Regions from separate parts of the Homo sapiens genome. Here region 1 is linked to region 2. Evidence: chromatin loops called from intact Hi-C (ENCODE). Cell type or tissue: heart right ventricle. All regions are shown on one strand.

The links. Peaks named below come from ENCODE experiments on the same cell type or tissue, not always from the same donor. Only the 100,000 strongest peaks of a DNase experiment are listed, where the experiment ranks them.
Region 1: it touches region 2 in a loop (11-fold over the local background); 64 of 110 quality-filtered maps call a loop at or near these places.

What each region holds. Positions count from the first base shown.
Region 1 is chr18:27,361,547-27,366,546 of GRCh38, reverse strand. No RefSeq gene overlaps it. Among named protein-coding and RNA genes, the nearest start is that of LINC01908, 140 kb to the right of the region's middle. In heart right ventricle, a CTCF peak has its summit at 2,441 (motif pointing left); no DNase peak of the experiment used is centred here.
Region 2 is chr18:27,594,468-27,599,467 of GRCh38, reverse strand. LOC107985126 (a long non-coding RNA gene) reads left to right here and starts at 4,324. Exons shown (of 3, transcript XR_001753535.1): 1 at 4,324-4,518. In heart right ventricle, a CTCF peak has its summit at 71 (motif pointing right); a DNase peak (open chromatin) is centred at 57.

The sequences.
Region 1 (5,000 bases), 230 kb after region 2:
GTTGAGAAACAGAAAGGGAAGCTGTTTTGCAAAGCCCTGTCTACTGAAGTGGTTTACAACACACTCGGTGGGTGCCACTGGACTTCTGTCTTCATCATAGACACATATACACACACATATATTTATATATATTTGTGTCTAGGCTTATTACCCACAACCTTTCATGATCTCATTGTCTAGTCTATCAAAACTTCTCAGATGAGAGTTCACCATCATGGTTGCTTAATAACTATTCTTTCTCAATCTCTTGCCTCACAAATGAATAAACTTACTTATTTTTAGATCATTGCAGCAAATATATTATCTTCTATCTCTCCTACTGGAATTGACAATATTAGTGTGTAGAAGGTATTCATTATGATATTAAAATGATCACTTTATGACTAGGCTACCTGCAGTATATTGTAGGGTCTCCAAGATTAGGGCTCTTGTTTAAACCTACATTTGTATACCCATTCCTTAGCTTTGTACTTGCCACATAATAGGAACTCAATAAAAAATTTCTTTGCGCTGGAATTTTCTCCTTATAAAGCTTAGCTATTCTGGCTTCTCACGATAGAGTGAAGAAAAAGCATACAAAATCATGTACTGTGATGGCACTCAATCCAAAATAAGTGGGAAATAGGTTTCAGATGGGGATCAAATCATGCATAATGCTGGTGCATACGACTGGTAGATTATAGATACACTATGAAAGTTCTGGTGAGCTAAGCCTAAGAAGAAAGGAGTAATGGTCTCAATTGTTTCTAAGCATATTTAGAGGCAGAGAACTAATTGGGGGAAAGTCTAAAATAAAAGGGAATGCACAGAAACCTCAAGTCTGAGCAGATCCATAAGCTGGAATTTAAGGTAGATAGGTAGGGTGGAAACATATTGTCGCTAGTCTCAAATATCAGCATAGATCTAAAAAAAGGATTGGGCAATGGGAAGTTAAAAAGTCCATTCCTTTTCCTTTTCCCAGACAAGGAAGCTGAAACTCAGAAAAGTGATCTGTCATTTGGGGCAGCAAAAAAGAGGTAAATGGTTTCGTTTAAAAGAGCAAATTATAGCATAAAAAGCTTGGGTAGTTTGGAGGGTGTTTTTTTTTTTTTTTCAGTATACATAAAGAATTTCCCTGAAATAATTTTATTCAAACTTTCAATTCCCAGGTTTTAGATATTTAATGAAATGGCTAAACTCAGCTTAAAATAAAAAACAAAAGCTATGGCTCATATTTAGTGATTGGGCTGGTAGTTGAGTGTTTAGAAACTCAGTTAATAAAAATAAAAAAGCCTTGCCTCATATTTAGTGATTGGGCTGGTAGCTGAGTGTTTAGAAACTCAGTTAATAAAAATAAAAAAGCCTTGCCTCATATTTAGTGATTGGGCTGGTAGCTGAGTGTTTAGAAACTCAGTTAATAAAAATAAAAAAGCCTTGCCTCATATTTAGTGATCAGTCTGATAGGCTAGGTTGCAACAAAGGTCACCCAGTAGATCGCATTTATATCTGAGCTTTAGGAGACCTCACATACATAATTGAATTTAAGCAGTGCTTAAATGGAGTATGCTGATATTTCTGCTTTAAAGAAAATGATAGAATTTAAAACAACTGTTATTTAGTCAATAGTATACCTGCTCTCATCCATTAGATCTCTTCATTCTCAAAAGGCCAGTGATTACAACCAACAAAATGGCTCCATATCAATGTAAACATCACCAGAATGGTGTTTTAAATATTAAATTTTAGTCCTTATTGAGTGATGAGCAGTCCCAAGATGTGGGAATTAGCCATGTGGCATACCTTAATACAAGCAAAGATCAAATGGATTCAGAATTCATTTGACTAACTACTCGAAAATGCTATGTAGAGTAATAACTTAATCACAGAATATATGCTTACAAAAGCAAAAAGCCGTTGGAAGCAACATTAAGATGAAGAATTGTAATTTTTAGTAGTGTTTTATTGCAGTATAATTTTTACACAGTAAAATGTCAAATCCCAAGTGGTCAGCACAATGACTTTCTTCAGCTGTACACTTCCATGTATTATTTTAAAATACAGAACATTTTCACACGATTAGAAATAATTTCTGTCTTATGCTGAATTGTAAATATCAGGAGGAAGGAGTAGAATTACATGTCCAAAATTGTAAAGGAAGTCAATGAGGAAGCTTAATTCAGTTTACAAATATTTTATTTGTGCAATTTTCAGCTGCGCTTCAATATATATAGTCATGATCTCTCATATATTTGAAAGTTACCTTACTATTTTCTTTATAATTCATTAAAATCTTTTACAAAGACCTTTGTCTGATCTGATTTTAAACAGAGAAGCACTATTTGCTGAAGAAACAGTTCCCATTGTTGCCAGGAATGCCTATATTTCTTCATCAGTCTACCTCAGTTAAAGTTCCTCTGAAGGTATAGATAATTGTAGTTGAGAGTATACTAGTGACACCTAGTGCTTATCCACTAAAAATGTCTGCATTTAAGAGAACATTTATTTCTTCATGGTTAGCTACAGTTAATCAAGTTCTTGTTTATGTGCAGAAACTGACAATGATAATGTAAGTGCTATTTCATGCTGTTAAAGACTAAATGGATAACCTTCCAGCATAACCTCTTAACATAATTAAAGCAAACAAATTTGACATTAACATTGTGCATTAAGAGCAAAAGCAGAGAATTAGAGGATCTAGAATGAGAAGACATATGTTTGAATTGCATTTTTATTATTCATAAGCAGATATGAATGCCAAAATGTTGTGGCATATTGGCTTAGTCCATTCATTAGGAGCTAGTAGATGAAATGAGAGACAGAGGTGGGGTCTCTGACCACAAGGAAAAAAGACATAACTAAAACTCTTTGTTATTAATGAGTTGATTCTGAGAGGATTCTTTGTACCTTAGGTCAGATTCTGAACTATGACAGAGCCCAGTAGGCAATGCTTTCATTGCAAGGCTTGTCACTGAAATTAGGTAGACAATTCGCAGAATCTTCTCTGCTTCCCCAGCCTAGGAAGAAAATCTCAGCTCCCAGTCCTAGGCTATATAGTCCATAACAGTGCCAAAATGTCTGCCCACACCCAATCAACATATCTCCTGATCTGCTTACCATTCCTATTACACCATGGTTAGCGATTCTATCCCCTTAACCTATGAAAACCTTGGTACAGATTGAGCATCCCTAATCTGAAAATCCAAAATCTGAAATGCTCCAAAATCCAAATCTTTTTGAGTGCTGAAATAATGCCACAAATGGAAAATTCTACACCTGACTTAGGTGATGGGTCTCAGTAAAAAATGCAGTCAAAACTTTATTTTAGGCACAAAATTATTTAAAATATGTTTATAAGGTACATATGAAACAAAAATGAATTTTGTGTTTAGAGAGGTCCCATTCCCAAGATATTTCATTATCTATAAGCATATATTCCAAAACCTGAAAAAGTCCAAATTCCAAAACACTTCTGGTCTCAAGAATTTCAGATAAGTGATACTAAACCTGTATGTATGTACGTGTGTATGTATGTATCTGTCTATCTAACCCTACCATATTATACACGTTTTATTTATGTGTATATATATACATATATATATACATATATACACATACATATATACACATACATATATATACACACATACATATATATATCATATGTTAGGTTCTAGATTCTGGAAATAAACTAATAAACAGAATAGATATCTTTCCTTACGGAGGTTGTGTACAAGTGCGATACATGGATAATTACTATAATAACAACAATAACAAAGATAACTTTAGATAGTGATAAGTACTAAGAAGGAAAAAAAGGTGGGGTAGTGTGAGACAGAGTGATGAGAGAAGAATGAGAAAGCAAATTTATCCTGAGGTGGCCAGGGACAACCTCTCTGAGGGAGGTGACGCCTGAATTGGGAGCTGAATGAGAAGGCAGATGAAGGCATGGGGAAAATGAGGCCCCAGCAGGTAGAAAGGCCCAGAGCTAGGAATAATTCTGGCTTACTTAAGGAACAGAAAGAGAACCAGTGTGGCAGGAGCAGTGTGCACAGCACGGTGGCAAGAGAGTAGTTGAAGATCAGGTGTGAGGAAAAGGCTACAGTGAGATCTTGCAGGTCATTACAGGCTGCAGTTTTGTGCCTTTGAAAATTCATGTATTGAAGCCCTAGCCCCTAGTGTGATGGTATTTGGAGGTAGGGCCTTTTGAAGGTGATGAGGTTTAGATGAGCTCATGAAGGTGGGACCCTCAGCAAGGGGATTAGTGGCCTTATAAGAACAAGAGAGAGAGGCCATGTGAGCACACAGACAGAGGGCGGACATCTACAAGCCAGAGAAGCAGGCGCTCACCATGCACTGAAACTGCTCTCGCCATACACCAAATCTTTGATCTTGGACTTCTCAGCCTGCAGAACTGTGAGAAATAAAGGTCTATTGTTTACTTCTCCCAGCATATGACCCAAAACCTGGTATTTAGTTACAGTGACCCAAGCAGATTGAGACACAGGTAATGGCCTGAAATTTGAAGTCAAAGGATATGAAATCTAAGGAAAGCAGCAAGCCACTGGGAAGGTTTTTAGCCAGAGAAATATCTATGTCTAAAATATATATTTTTCTGGCTAAAAACTATATATATATATATATATATATATATATATATATATATATATATATATATAAAACCATATATGTTTATATATTACCTATCATATGTATATAGAATGTGTGTGTATCTATATACACATACCTAAGTAAAACATATATAGTAGTATTATATGGATATGGATATGAACAGAAAATGTAGCATTACATGGATATGAATATAAAATGTTTTGATACCCAGCACAGTACCCTGAACATCCTTGGTGTTTAATAAGATTTGCTGATGGTGACAATTCTAAGAGTGAAAGTAACTACATGGTTATGTATAGATATATACATGTTATCATTTTATTTGAGAGCACTATGGCTATCATGCAGATAATACATAACGGGAGTAAAGATTGGAAGCAAGATGACATGTC
Region 2 (5,000 bases):
TGATGTCTTTCTGATGCACAAAGGCAAGGTGTCAAGCTGAGGCAGTGCTTGCCCAGTAACACTAGGTGGCAGCAGTGGGTTTTTAGCCAATGCACTCTCCTTTTTCCAATGGGCAGAAGTTACCATGATTAAGAATCAATGAATTGATGAATAACTAGATTTGGATTACATATAAAGACATGGAATTCAGTGTATCTCTTTTTAAACACATGAAATATTACAAATGCTATCAGAGTGTGAGGAAGCAAACTTGTCATACAAGGGAATATCAGGAATGATATGAGTATAGTCCATGACAATTGAATATAACATACATAAAATTGAAAGCCTTCCTTTTGCAGAAAATAAACTATTCCTTTAGAAGAAGGAATAGTTTCACAAAAGACTTGCATTTAAAACACTAGCAGTTGCTACCCATGGAGAGTGCTTAGCCATTTGTAATTTGTAAGGGAGTGACTTGTCAAAATATGATTGATATTTGAAAGGTAACTTGAACTTTTGTTGATTTATTTTCTGTAATGTTACTCAATATTTTTAAGACTCTGGTGTAAATATCTCTTAACACAAGAGAAACCTATTAACCCTTCTGGAAAGAACTAAATTGTGTGTCAATTTTTGAAGGAAGAAATAAAACAAAATTAACAATCTGACCTTAGTTTGGCATGTTGGGTCAAGAAATAAAGATCGTATATGTTCCCAGGTTCTAACAAGGTTTTACTCAGCATTTACTCTCGATAAGTGAAAGCAAGTTTGGAGTCCTGTTACCAACAGAGGTAGGATGATGCCGAGGAAGAAGATCTGGACAGAGTCCGAATTTTAGTTCTAGCTTTGCCTCTAACTTGTCACCTTGAGTCAGTAATTCAACAAACCTAGATGTCGAGTGTTCCTTTTGAAATATGTAAAGGGTGTATGTTTTTTTAGATAATTTGTAAACTCTCATATGATCAACAGATTCTAATTTATTTGTATAATCATCAGTTGGTATATGTATTTGGCTTATAATGTGAAGAACCTGTGTATGTGTGTGTGTGTGTGTGTGTGTGCATGTGTGTGCTGTTTTAAATTCACAGCCAAAGCAATATACCCATAAGTATTGCTTCTTGTGCAGGGCTACACTGTGTATTTATTAATGTATTTTACAAATAGTCCTTGAGAACATTGTGCAAGTCTCTGTGTAATATTGTAGTCAGGAGGAAAAAGAGACAATAACAAGCAATTTTGTTACAACCAGAGAGAATTATTTGCATTTTTATCATGATTTCCTTTACCCTCATTTACAGAATGCAAATTGAGCACCTTTAAGTGAAATCTACCACAGGGAGCAATGTCCTGAAGTCATTACACCTTGGCTCAGGTGCCAGTGATCAAACAGACCTGATTCTGCCAAAATGGAGAACCGTCCTTTAGGCCCAGAGAGCCATGGCAGGTGATATTTAAACTATTCAGCATTTATCACACAGCTTGGACTCCATGTCATTCCTGGAAACCATGGTTCCCAATGTGGCAACTTTCAGGCTTTCCTATACTACCAATTTTTCTTCAGGGAAATGGCACCACTGTTAAAGGGAATCATGGTTATAACATATCATGAAATTAGGAATGGTAGGACTGGGAAAGTTTCATGCCTGAGCACAACTAACATGCATTGAGCATCTGCCATGTTCCAAGCTCTGCTCTACATACTTTATCAATAGTATCTCATTTAATCTTCATATAATAATATGAAATGTATATGATTGATTTATAGATGAGGACTCTAAGGTGAAGGAAAGTTAAGAAATTTGCCTAAAGTAATAAGTGGTAGAACCAGGATTTGAACCCTGCAATTCTCAGTCCTGAGCCATGATCTAAACTATCACTTCAGGTAACTAGTCTCAGAACTAAATCTTCTGCTGTGTATGCACCAGAATGCAAGAATAATGAGATATTGTTGAAGAATTAATTCAATTAGCATATAGCTGTTGTCTTTTGGCTTGTCAACCCTAGTATCCCTTTAAGAAAGAACTAAAGTATTGATACCCAATGAGGACAATCAATTTGCAAAAACTCTCACTGTAATCTTCCTTGGCATCATTAGTGGGAAGGCCTTTTGCTCTTCAGTCAATACCACTTGCTTAAAAAATAACCCCAAACCTCAACGGTTTTGAAGGATTTTTTGTTATTTTAGAATGAGTCATTTGAAAAGATATTTCACCATTTTTATACCAAAAAACATCCCTATTCTATATCCCTTTATTGATCTATGGCTTTTATTACTAACAGGTCCAGCAGTCAATAGATCAATGCTGCTCAGGAAGTTTCTATTTCTCACCTATTACAACAGAAAGAAGCACAGATAGTTAATGACAGTATAAATGATCACTCTCAATAATTACTTTCGTCCAATACTTCCTGGTTAAATGTGCATAAAAAATAAATTAAACTGGTTAGCTTCTGATGGGATACATATTCCATAGCTGTAAATTGGTTACATTATTTGTAATCCTCAAAGATGCAGGAGAGAATACTAAAACATTTCCAATTAATGGAGAGGTGTGAGCCCATGGGAAACCTTGTCTTTGACCAATGATCTCTTCATTGGAGGCAAAATAATCTCTTTGGTTTCATGTACTATGGAAACTACATTTTTCCTTACCTCAACCAAGAGGTGAATATCACCAGGATGATCATTTAATTTCATATTTTATTAAAACACTTAATGCAAAGCCATGTTATAACTGAAGGCAAAGCACAGAGCCAAGTGTAAGAAGCTCTTCTTCAGAACATAGTAATGAGAGAATTACCACATTAATCTATGTAAAAAGGCCCTTTAGAGATTTTCATGCCTCCCGTGGTTTCATTTTCCAAGGAAATGTGGAGTAAGAAGAGCTTCAAACAAATTATTCATCATTAAACATTTTACGTTTACAGGTACAGCTCTGTGAAGCCATTGCTTCTCTGGTGACATGTGATGTGACACTTGGTTTCGGCTGAGTTCTCCATGGCACCCACCAGCAGTGCCACACCTTGATCCAGGGCACACAGAGCTGTCACTCAGCCAACAAATAGGTCTTGGACAGGCTGAGCCTCCTCTGTTATATAAATGGGCATCCTCCAAGTAGCGACTCGTCTGCTATCTGTCTGATAATTTGTATCCAATTGATAGATGCTGGCAAACAACAAAAAAAAACTATGGGTAGTGTTTTCATAGTGCTATTTATAAATGGTGACCACACATCCTGGACTATCAATAGCCTGCTCAGCTCTCTTTGAAATTTCAAAAAGGGGGAAAATATTAGAAGTGAGACTAAAACTATTTTTGTAAATGTGTGTTTGCCCCGTAGGAGTCTTGCCTGATTTTCTATGGTTCCAGAATCACCCAAGCGGATAATGAAGTGAGTTGCAGTTAAGATGGAGCCCACTGGGGAAGAGATGAAGCAGTGTTCACCTGAAGCACCATCTGCATTTTCCTAGTCCTGACAGTTACCTCTAGCTGACCAGGGTTTCTGTGCAGGACTTCTGGTATCAAATCAACGATCAAGGGTGGTTACACATAAAGATGAACAGTTCCATAGGCAGGTTTAAAAAAGAAAGCCTATGAAGAAATGTTAATACTTAGCAGCACTCTGAAGTTAAGGGATATGGTGCTAGAAAAGCTTTAAATATCCTTATAATAGTCTAGAATATTGTCTCCTCAATAAAAACAGGCAGTAGGCTTTCTATCAGCTAAAGCCAAATGCAACCTGCCATCCAAGCCAGTTACCAAATAGTCCTTGCTGCTATTAAAATTATCACCAGGGAGTTCAAGGACTAGGGAGTCATTTGAAATGGCCTTGGAAAATGTGTTGAAAGAATTGCCTCAAACCGTTGTCCCTGGTGCTTGTTCTTTGTCCCTGTGCTCTAATATACAGTACATGATAAAATATATCCTGTATATTTATAATGTGTCCAGAAAACGCCAAAGTGCTTAAGGCTCTGACATTGTTTTCATTAGAGATTGATACTTTAGGGAATGCAAATGCCAACTTTTCAAATTTCCTATAGGTGGAAACTCCAAATGATGCCAGCTTTTAAAAACGTTTTGTACTTTGTGAAGCTCTAGAGCAGCTGTGTGTGACTAGAATGAAGAAAGACGCTTGTATAAAATGCCAGCAAAACAACCCCACCTGCTAACAGGAATGCTGGCGGTCATAATAGCCAAGACCTGGGAACTTGATTATTCATTCAGCTAACCTCATCTTTTGTCAGCCTCACCAGTGGTAGGTAGTAAATCTGAGAAAGATAATTTAGACTGAAATATTAGTGGCCTTTCAAGTTGCAATACAGCTCATTCCTTTGATTCTAGTCTACCAGTTGCCACTTCTGGTCCATTTGCATATAACACTGGAGAAGTGTTCCTTTATCTTTGTGAAGCCCTTAACATTCAAGGAGCCACTACTGCTTCTATGCTGCTGAAAAATACAAGACACTGCCTCTACCTCTGCATCTGTCCTTTGCTTTTTGCTTGGAAACTATCACATCAAATCACACTGAGATCAGGTGAGTCTCTCTGGTTTTGCACCCTCCAGTTCCTCTAGCAAATGAACTCCATAAGAATCTAAGCCAGTGCTCTTCCAATCATGCCCTGATTGCCTGTGAAATAAGTCTTCTGAGGTTTTCACACCGACTGAAAAACTCTACAGTTATCCAAGCAGGAGGCCAGATGAATAGATAATTGCACTCAAGCCTAATTTAGTATGCAATGATGACCGAACACACTCTTGTAAATTTTCTTTAAGCAGAGAGGATATAGTTATTTTTTTTCTCAGCATGAGGAGGATAGATGGATTATAATACTGACTTTCATTCATGGCAGAAAATGAGGATGAGCATAATAATGATGTCTCTTTAACTCTGATATAAAAAACAACAGAGTGATTCTGTTTTCTTCAAGAAACATTTATTTATCACATATTTTGTAGCAGATATTGTGTCAGGTACTGGAAGTACAAAGAATAAGATACACACTGTGTTGTCCGGGA